Linked DNA regions of Homo sapiens: region 2 is linked to region 1. The links are chromatin loops, found by intact Hi-C in ENCODE. Cell type or tissue: PC-3. All regions are shown on one strand.

Region 1 (5,000 bases):
TTTGATAAGGTCACCACAGACACTGAATTAGTGAATACTGAACCATTGCGCCTAGGGGAGATACAGGGTTAGCTTCCTGAGAGTCTCTGGTCACAAGAGTTTTGTCAACTGATTAATATATGACTTTATTTTACGTGCATTTATGATTTTTTGGGTTTTCTTTTATTTTGTTTTATTTTTGGAGAAGTGGGGTCTTGCTCTGCCCAGGCTAGAATGCAGTGGTGGCGCAATTATGGCTCACTGCTGCCTCAACCTCCCAGGCTCAAATGATTCTCCCACCTCAGCCTCCTGAGTAGCTGGGACCACAGGTGTGCACCACCATACCCAGCTAATTTTTAAATTTTTTTTGTAGCGATGGAGTCTTTATGTTGCCCAGGCTGGTCCCGAACTCCTGGGCTACAGTAATCCTCTTGCCTTGGCCTCCCAAAGTGCTGGCATTACCGGCATAAGCCACTGCTCCCAGCTGTGTAGTTCTGTTTAAAGATGCCTTATTAATAAATATTGTTGATTCATTAACATTGAATTAAGTCAACCGCACTATAGCTCTTGCCTGAACAAAGTTCATCTAACACATGTATTTTCTCCGGAAGGTGCATCACAGTCTTTCTGCACTTAGGATCGCTAGACAGCACTTCAGCCGTGCACGTGGGGACCATTTTACACAGCACCATCCCCAAGAAAAAGGACAAAAATATGAAAAACCTGGCACTAAATGGACTGTGAAAAGGACATTTCTTCACAAAATGACAGTTGAAACAGGAAGTCAGAGCGTTGCCTTGTTCAGCCTCTGCTAGAAATGTGCTTGTCGGTTGACTCAAATTTTTTGCCGCTCTGTGCATGTTGGTGAATATCTGCAAAAGGACTGTGGGTCGGGCGCAGTGATTCATGCCTATAATCTCAGCACTCTGAGAGGCCGAGGCGAGAGGATTGATTGAGGCCAGGGGTTCAAGACCAGCCTGGTCAATGTAGTAAGATTACATCTCCACAAAAAATAAAAAACTAGCTGGGCCTGTTGGCATAAGCCTGTAATCCCTGCTTCTCCAGAGGCTGATGAGGTAGAATCCCTTGAGCTCAGGAGTTTGAGGCTGCAGTGAGCTATGACTGCATCACTGCACTCCAGCCTGGGACACAGAGCAAGACCCTGTCTGAACAAATTAAAATAAATAAATAAATAGGGCATGGTGGCTTATGCCTGTAATCCCAACACTGTGGGAGGCTGAGGCAGGAGGATTATTTAAGCCCTGGAGTCTGAGACTAGCTTGGACAATGTAGTGAGACCTCTACTCTATAAAACATAAAAATAAAAAATAAAATAAATAATAGCCAGTTTGAAAAATGCTTACCCAGTAAGGGAATTATTATCTTATCTCACACAATTTTGGGGGTTATCGTCTCATATTATTTTTGAGGTTGCCTCATTGACTTGCACTGCTTGAGGTTGCAAAACTACTGAAGAAGTGGGCTACTGGTAGGATTCTTGCTGGTGACGCTGACAGGCTGCTGGGAATCAGTGTGTACGGGAGCTGGCTGTGCAATCTCTTCCCAGCTCTACATTCTGGGCCTACCTTCTGGGTAGTTTGAAATTGGCCATGGTGGGTGTATTTACACCACAGAAATCTGCAAATGCCTCAAGTCAGGGCTTTTTCTTGGAAGAACTGGTGGTTAAACCGTAACCAGCACGCCATTGCCGTGAGCTCTATTTATAGATGCTGAATCAATGACTTCATAACCCAAGAAAGGAACGCTCATACAGCCAGAGACCCTTCTAACCTCTCCTTGCACGAGTCTTCATGCCTTATATCACTTGTTTGGATACTGCATTTCTTCGGCTCTTAAGATATGTAACCCCAGCTCTAAAAGCTTAAATTTGATGGCTTCCTGCATGCTTCCTAGGACCACACAACTATTACAGCTATAGAAATAAAATCTGACTGAGTCTGGGCCCTCTAAGCTTTGTTCAGTGACCTGAAGGTCACTCCATGTTCCACAGCCCCTACCCCCAACCTCCAAGCTAGCACGCATCCCCCTGCAGCACCCAGAGCCGGGTCCTCATGTAAACTTTCATCACCTCTTTTTTTCTGTTTAGGGTCCAGACAAGGGTTTCTTTTGCAGACAAGTCCCCTGGCCTCCCAGCCTGGGGTGCAGGCACCCGTCTGCCCCGCCTGCAGGTCTCCTTGAGCCGGGTAAGTCACTGCAGCCCGTTCCTTCAACACCTGGCAGCAGCATGCGGACAAAGAACTCATGCTGTTGTGCTGAGCCTGGTGATTCAGGCTGTAAAACTGCAGGCCAAGTTGTTAAACCCAGATTCAGGTAGACAGCCAAGCAGGGCCAAGGCTGCCCTGCATCTGGGTTTTGGCAGACAGAGCAGTTTCCCCATCTGTGGGGGCCTTGGTGTGGCCTTTCCCTCCAGGAGGCAATGTCGGTATAATTTATTGGGCCATAATTGTTGAAAGGAGCAGTCCTTCAGGCCATTCATTCAGGCCAAAAATATTTCTTTATTGAGCGTTCCCAGTGTTCTCAGCCTTGTGCTATGTGGTGGGGGTGGGGTGTGTGTGTTGGGGAAGTCACGAAAGAGACCAAATCCCACTCGTTCTGCAGCAACGGAGTGGCAATGGCAAGCAGGGCTTGCTACACACCCCGCGCAGAGGCGGCAAGTCCTGCTGGAGAGTCTCAAAGGAAGAGCTCCTCCAGTGGCCTTGAATTTTGCCAGGTTTTGCAGGACGAGTGGGATTTAGTCCATGAAGAGTCCGGCAAGGGCACCGCCCCTGGGGAATCAAAGCACAGGATGGGTGGGGAAGGGCCCAGGCTCGCCCAGGGAGTGGTGAGTCCTATGTGTGGACAGGCAGGGCCCTGGAGAAGGTCTCCTGAGAGACAAGCTGGAGATGTGGCACGGCCACCTGGGAGAGGACTCTTCAATGACAGGATAGAGTTTGGACTTTGTTCTGTAAGATACAAGGGACCTCACTGAAAGTTTTTGAGGAGAGGAGTGGCATGACCCGCTCCATGTCACACGAAGGCAAGCTGGTGTTTCCACTCTCAACGCGAGAGGAGTTTTCTCCAAGAGGAGCATAGCGATGTGCTGCCGATATCAGGCCGGGGGGTGTGAATGAAGGAAGAGGGTTGGGTGTGTGTTCAAGAGCATCTCTTTTGTACTCACCGGGTTGTTTCCATTGTCCTGCTGCCACCATCTGTAGGAGATGTCAGAGATAACAGTGTGATTCCTAATAATCATTGTAGCAATGATAATAGTAACCACAAAAATAATCAGTATAGGTGAATTGTATTAAGTAATCTCTATGTGCTAGGCCCTGAGCTAAATACACCACATGAATGATTGTGTAAAATACTTACGTCAACCCTATGAAGTAGACATTATTATTTTCCCCATTTTACAGATGAGAAAAACCAAAGCACAGAGAAGTAAGTGCACTTGTGCAATGTCACACAGCCAGGGAATGGAAAAGGGAAGGCAACAACCCAGCATTGTCTGACTCCAGAGCCTGAGCTCTGTTCCCCTCCACTATAGCCCTTTCTGAGATGCAGCACTTCCTCTAGAAAGCACTCTCCAGTGTATCTGGGCAGGATGGGCAGTGGGAGGCTGGATGTCAACCTGGGGAGGTGGTTTAGTAAGGGGTTGGAGGACTGTGTCCAGAGGGTGCTGAAGAAGCCCTTGGGCTTGTCCACCCAGCCCTGGGGTTCCACTTACGTTACTTCCTTGGCTTCTACAGGTATTTGATGTTGAGACCCTATCAACACATGCTTCCCTGGCCAGGCACGGTGGCTCACGCCTGTAACCCCAGCATGCTGGGAGGCTGAGGCAGGCAGATCACCTGAGGTCAGAAGTTCGAGATCAGCCTGGCCAACATAGTGAAACCCCATCTCTACTAAAACTACAAAAATTAGCCGGGCATTGTGGCAGGTGCCTGTAATCCCAGCTACTTGGGAGGCTGTGGCAGGAGAATTGCTTGAGCCTGGAGACGGAGGTTGCAGTGGGCTGAGATTGCACCATTGCACTTCAGCCTGGGTGACAGAGCGAGACTCTGTCTCAAAACAAAAATAAAGCAAAACACATGCTTCCCTGACTACTCACAGGTGAAGTGAAGGTGGGAGGGATAAAGCAGATGGATCACAGCAACAAGACCCAGGAAGATCCGGTCAATTGATGAGCATCTAGTGAAAGTTTAATAGGAATAATGCAAAATCTTGTAATGGTCCATGAAATCACCACACTGTACTAGTGTGGACACAGGGGTACGGCTTAATACTAATGTGATGCCAAAAAAAAAAAAGAAAAAAGAAAAGGAAACAAACACTTAACTTTTGGTTGATGAAAATCTCAATATGAATCAACAGTGTTATATGAATATCAAAAAAAAGCTGTGACTGGCACTTTGGGAGGCCGAGGTGGGAGGACACATGAGGTCAGGAGTTCGAGGCCAGCCCGGCCAACATGGTGAAACCCTGTCTCTACTAAAAATACAAAAATTAGCCAGGCATGGTGGCGCGTGACTGTAGTCCCAGCTACTCAAGAGGCTGAGGCAGGAGAATCACCTGAACCCGGGAGGCAGAGGTTGCAGTGAGCCAAGATGGCACCACTGTACTCCAGCCTGGGCAACAGAGTAAGACTCCATCTCAAAAAAAAAAAAAAAAAAAAAGCTGTGACTGCAGGCTATATCAATAGAATTATAAAGCAATTGTTTGGCTTCCACATAGACGGTATTCAAGGTGTGCTATGTAGCTCCCAGGAAGAGTATCCGTTAATTGCACAGAGTAGAGACGAAGGGAAGACAGACTTTGGCACAGGGTAGAGAAGCTGCTCGGAGGTGCCCAGATGAAATAGCAGAAAGAATACCTGGCGGGAGCCGGTGTGTTCCCGGGAAACTGGAGTGTTCAGGCTCGAACAGGATGGCTGCTTGGCAGAAAGATGGAGTAGTGAGGGAATCACTGGAAGACGATTGGGCTCAAAGAACTTCATGTCCATTTTGACCCTCACTTTCCAT
Region 2 (5,000 bases), 190 kb before region 1:
TGTTTTATTCCATGGCTATTCTTGCAATTTCATCATGAATTGGACATAAGTAGACACCAAACAATTTTTTTCTAAAAGATAATTGGAGATATACTTACTATAAGACTTTACACAGGCAACACTGTCATCATAATTCTACTCTCCCTATATAGATTTTTATTGTATCACCTCCCCTGCTCATTATACTTCTCTGTGGGTAATTGGTTCTGTGAGGGAGCACTATATCATCCCCCCGAGCTCTGTGGATTAAGTATCTGTATTACTCAGGGCAAAAGGATTTATTATTGTTAATGTATGGAGATCTTGAATGTGACTGCTGTATTTTTACCTCCTTGTCACAGGATGAGGGTTCTCCATATTTTAAGTGACAGTAAGGAAGCAGGAAAATCTAATAAAATAAAAATATTCAAAAGCATCCCTACATATATCCCTAAAATACATCGCTTCTTTTTTCATTTAAAGAAATCATTTAGAAACAAAAAAAGATATAAATGACCACACAGTGGGAAAGTCCCATGATCAAAGGCTGACTCAGAAGTATAAAATAATAAAGCTTAGCCATAACGGAGTAAGACGAGAGAAGGAAAGTCTTTCTAAGAACATCAACCACAACAGTTTTTAATTGTGTGGACTTAATTGAAATGCTCACACTGTATCCTGTAGTCTAGAACTTGTTCTAATCAGGCAGGTGTGCCATTTATAAAAGTGCTGATTAAGGAAAGTGATTCTATTGGAAGGAAACAAATCTAATCCTACATACTGCATTTAACAATAGCATCTCATTTGTGTGGTGTGTGTTTTCTTGTTTTTTTTGTTTTGTTTTGTTTTGTTTTCCTGGTAGATGAAGCCTACAAATTTCTTAGGGGTGGGGCGCGGGGCTGGGGAAAGGACATTCATGAAACAATTGCTTGCCCCAGGGCCTTCAGTTTCTTATCTGGACAGGGACTTCTCTCCTCCACTTCTGCCATTAGAAACTGCAGGTATTGGATTTATCTTCTGAAGAGGGACCAAAGTCTGATTCAACACAGCTGGAAATTCAACACATGGTTACAGGAAGTCTGTTTAGGATTTACAAACTATTCTCTTTGGCAAGCATATCATGATATTAGCAATATAAACCCTACTCTGGATTTAGAAAAATGGAATTTTAAAATCAACTTACATTCAAGTGTCACAAACCTTTAGTCATTCCTTTTTAAAAAGAAAATTAACAAAGTGCCTCTCTAGTGATTCCCAACTTCAGTGCTGTAGGAACCTTCACTGGAGCAGGTCCAGACTTCAAGACTATAATTTATTTAGGGATACAAAAATCGACAAGGATGTAAATAGAAATTCTGTCTTAAAGACGGCAAGAAAAACAGTAGGAAAACCTGGGCACTAGATTCTGAAAACAATGCAAGTACTGCCATTGGTAGAAATTCTGTATTGTAATTCATCTCTATGACTTGGGAATGTTTTCCAAGTGAGGCTAGAAGCAAAATAGTAATGCATAGATTAAAGGATAGGCATAACAACAATTTACAAGAAACACAAGCAAGAGCTGATACTTAGTAGAGCTGTGTATCAGCTAGAGGCAGCTAGGAGCTTCTGCAGTTGCCCCAAGGCATTCATTTTAATTTAGATATGGTGCTACAAAACACTGCCTAGGCACACTGTGAACTGAATGTAGACATTCTTACTATTAATCCTGCCAAGAGAAACCTGCTCTAACTGCTCAGGAGACACAGGCAACTCAACTGAATGTAATTAGATCCAAACAGGAAAGTAGAATGAGGAGATGGGACATAGGTAAGTGGTTATTAACAAGCTAGAAAAGTCAGACACTAGTCACTTTCTCAATAATATTATCACCACCACCTCTGACAATGCCCTGCACTCACAGAGATTTACATGGCAGTTGAGATGTTATGTGCTATTCAATAAGTTACTAATATTTACTCAGCACCCAAAGTATGCCACGCAGAATATAATTGGTACTCCAAGTGCTTGTCCTCATAGAACCAATAAAAGTAGTGTAATTCCATTACTACACTTAATTCTCAATTGCCCTCTGGGCACACAAACCATCTGGTGTGCAGAATTTCCATGCTCCTGACTTCTTTTGTTTTCCCTGCTTTCAGACTACCTCTGACCCTTTCAATTGCAGTATTCATAAGCAGTAGGAAAAGAGGATTATGTGGATAATTACTACCTGAAGGTCAAGAGCTCTGACCTTGTTTTTTGGAGTTAATTCTGTGTAGCAGAAGACTCATTCTTAGACCCCCTTTGTGGCAGAGTTTCTAAATCTCCTTATGCTTTAGGCCAGGCACCACCCTGGGCACTTACATGAGCATTATCTTGGACAGACTCTGCTCCCTGGCACCACAGCTTCACTGTAAGGTGTGTTGGAACTGCACAAAACCAAAGCCCCTCCCTGCATACTAATACAAGCTGCAGCAAAGCCAGGAGAAGAAATACCAGGCATGACAAGGCCTTCCCCTGAGGGTGAAGATTTTAAACTTAATTTCCTAGATCTTTACTAGGGTAAACAGTAGAAAGCCTACTAAGGGTAAACAGTAGAAAGCCTACTAAGGGTAAACTGTAGGAAGAAGGAAGAAAAAGCCCATTATTTTGGTGACATTGGTAAAATTTTGCATATCTTAAATAGCTTAGTACATGGTGAGCTCTTGGAAGATCCTTGTTTGGTTTATCTTAATTACTATACATAATAAAGAATTATACACACAGTAGATGTTTGATTAATATCTGTTGAATATACGAATGTAACATTTCTCATACTTGGTACTTTCTTATCAGTTTCTAAATTACATTCTTACTTTAGCATATAAATGGTAAATAAATAATAATAGAACAGCACACGGTTATGGGGGGAAATACACATTTTAAATGTTTGCACATTTAGAACCTTCACATCTTCCCATTTACAGTTGTTGTTTTTAGTTTGTTTGTTTTTGTTTTTTCAGCCGGGAGCGGTGGCTCATCCCTATAATTCCAGTACTTTTTTGGGAGGCCAAGGCGGGCAGATCACTTGAGTTCGAGACCAGCCTGGCCAACATGGCAAAACCCCATCTCTATTAAAAATACAAAAATTAGCTGGGCGTGGTAGCACACGGCTGTAATCCCAGCTACTAGGGAGGCTGAGGCAGAACTGCTTGAACTCAGGGGGTGGAGGTTGTAGTGAGCCAAGATCGTGCCACTGAACTCCAGCCTGGGCGACACAGTAAGACTCGTCTCAAAAAAAACCAAATATAACAAACAAACAGTTTTTTTTTCAATTGTGGCAAAATATAAATAACATAAAATTTACCATTTTAACCATCTTTAAGCATACAGTTAAGTGGCACTGACTACATTCCCGTTGTTGTACAACTAAGTTGAGCCATATTTTACATACAATGAAATGTACAGTTTGATGAGCTTTAAATAAATGCATACACTGGTAACCCACACCCCTATCAAAATACAGACCACTCCATAACCCAGAAAGTTCTCTCCTGCTAGTTCCCTGCTCATACCTTTCCACTTCCCTTCCTAAGCAATCACAAATCTGATTTCTACCACCACGATTTGATTAAGTCTGTTCTGGAACTTCATTTAAGTGGACTCAGACACTATGATTTTTTTATGTAGGGCTTCTTCCACTCTCCACAATATTTTTGAGATTCACATACATTGTTGTATCTGTCAGTATTTCATTAATTTTTATCACTGAGTAGTATTTTACTGTAAATATACAAAATTTTATTTGTTCTCTCTATAATTGATTAGCATTTGTTTTAAGTTCAGGGCTAAAATTTTAAAAATCACTATGAACATTATTTTTTAGAATATGTGCTTTCATTTCTCTTGATTAAATACCTAGGAGTGGAACACCTGGGTCATTAGATGGGTATATGTTTAACTTCATTAGAAACCCCTAACTAGACTGATTAAGAAAAAGAAAATGCAAATCACCAATATCAGGAAGTAAAGTAGAGATATAACTACAGACCATTAAGACGGTAAAATAATGGGAAATATTATTAACAACTTTATGCCAATAAATTAGACAACAGAGATAAGAAATGGACTTCACTGATAGACAAAATTATCAAAACTAACCCAAGAAGAAACAGAAAATCTGAATAACCCTAAATCTACTACAGAAAATGATTCATTATTTAAAACCTCCCTAGAAGAACTACCAGGCCCAGATGACTTTAGCGGTGAATTATTTCAAAGATTTAAGAACACAATGCCAATTTTACACGATCTATTTCAGAAAATAGAGGAGGAGGAAATATTTCTCAATTGGTTTTATGAAGCCAGCATAATTCTGATACCAAAATCAGATGAAGACATTATAAGAAAAGAAAATTAAAAGTGCAGTCAATATCCTTCATGAAAATAATCTCCATTATGAAAAGTTTTACTTTAAAAAACAACTCACCTTTACTTAAGTATAATTACATTGAGGTGTAATTTATTTGCAAAAACACGCAACCTTTTAAAGTTTGGGCAGGCCGGCGGGCACAGTGGCTCATGCCTGTAATCCCAGCACTTTGGGAGGCTGAGGCGGGCGGATCACTTGAGCTCAGGAGTTGGAGACCAGCCTGATAAACATGGTGAGACCCCGTCTCTATTAAAAATACAAAAATTAGCTGGGTGTGGTGGCTGTAATCCCTCACTCAGGTGAGGCAGAAGAATCTCCCGAACCCAGGAGGCGGAGGTTGCAGTGAGCCAAGATGCACCACTGCACTCCAGCCTGGATGACAGAGTGAGACTCCGTCTCAAAAAAAAGAAAAAAACAAAAGTTTGGGCAAATGATACATCCATGTAATAATCCTAACAATTAAGACATAAATCCCTCTCATCACCCCAAAATGTTCCTTCCTGCATTCTCTTCCCTTTTCAGACCCAGGCAATCACTCATCTGCTTTCTGTCACGACAGATTAGTTTCGCCTGTTATAAAATTTCATATATGAAATCATACAATCCGTACTCTTTTATGACTTAACCT

What was found. Peaks named below come from ENCODE experiments on the same cell type or tissue, not always from the same donor. Only the 100,000 strongest peaks of a DNase experiment are listed, where the experiment ranks them.
Region 2: a loop joins it to region 1, with 3.0 times the contacts of the local background. A loop is called at or near these places in 1 of 110 quality-filtered maps.

The regions. Positions count from the first base shown.
Region 1 is chr10:74,751,292-74,756,291 of GRCh38, reverse strand. It overlaps LOC124902459 (a long non-coding RNA gene), which reads right to left. Exons shown (of 2, transcript XR_007062201.1): 1 at 4,853-5,000; 2 at 2,476-3,188. Among named protein-coding and RNA genes, the nearest start is that of KAT6B, 73 kb to the left of the region's middle. RefSeq lists an enhancer at 1,369-2,889. In PC-3, a CTCF peak has its summit at 2,671; a DNase peak (open chromatin) is centred at 2,341; H3K4me3 peaks cover 789 bases; H3K27ac peaks cover 2,360 bases.
Region 2 is chr10:74,945,253-74,950,252 of GRCh38, reverse strand. All of the region lies in intron 3 of KAT6B (lysine acetyltransferase 6B), which reads right to left. Among named protein-coding and RNA genes, the nearest start is that of SNORD172, 74 kb to the left of the region's middle. In PC-3, no CTCF peak of the experiment used is centred here; DNase peaks (open chromatin) are centred at 252, 532, 1,882 and 2,382; H3K4me3 peaks cover 884 bases; H3K27ac peaks cover 2,923 bases.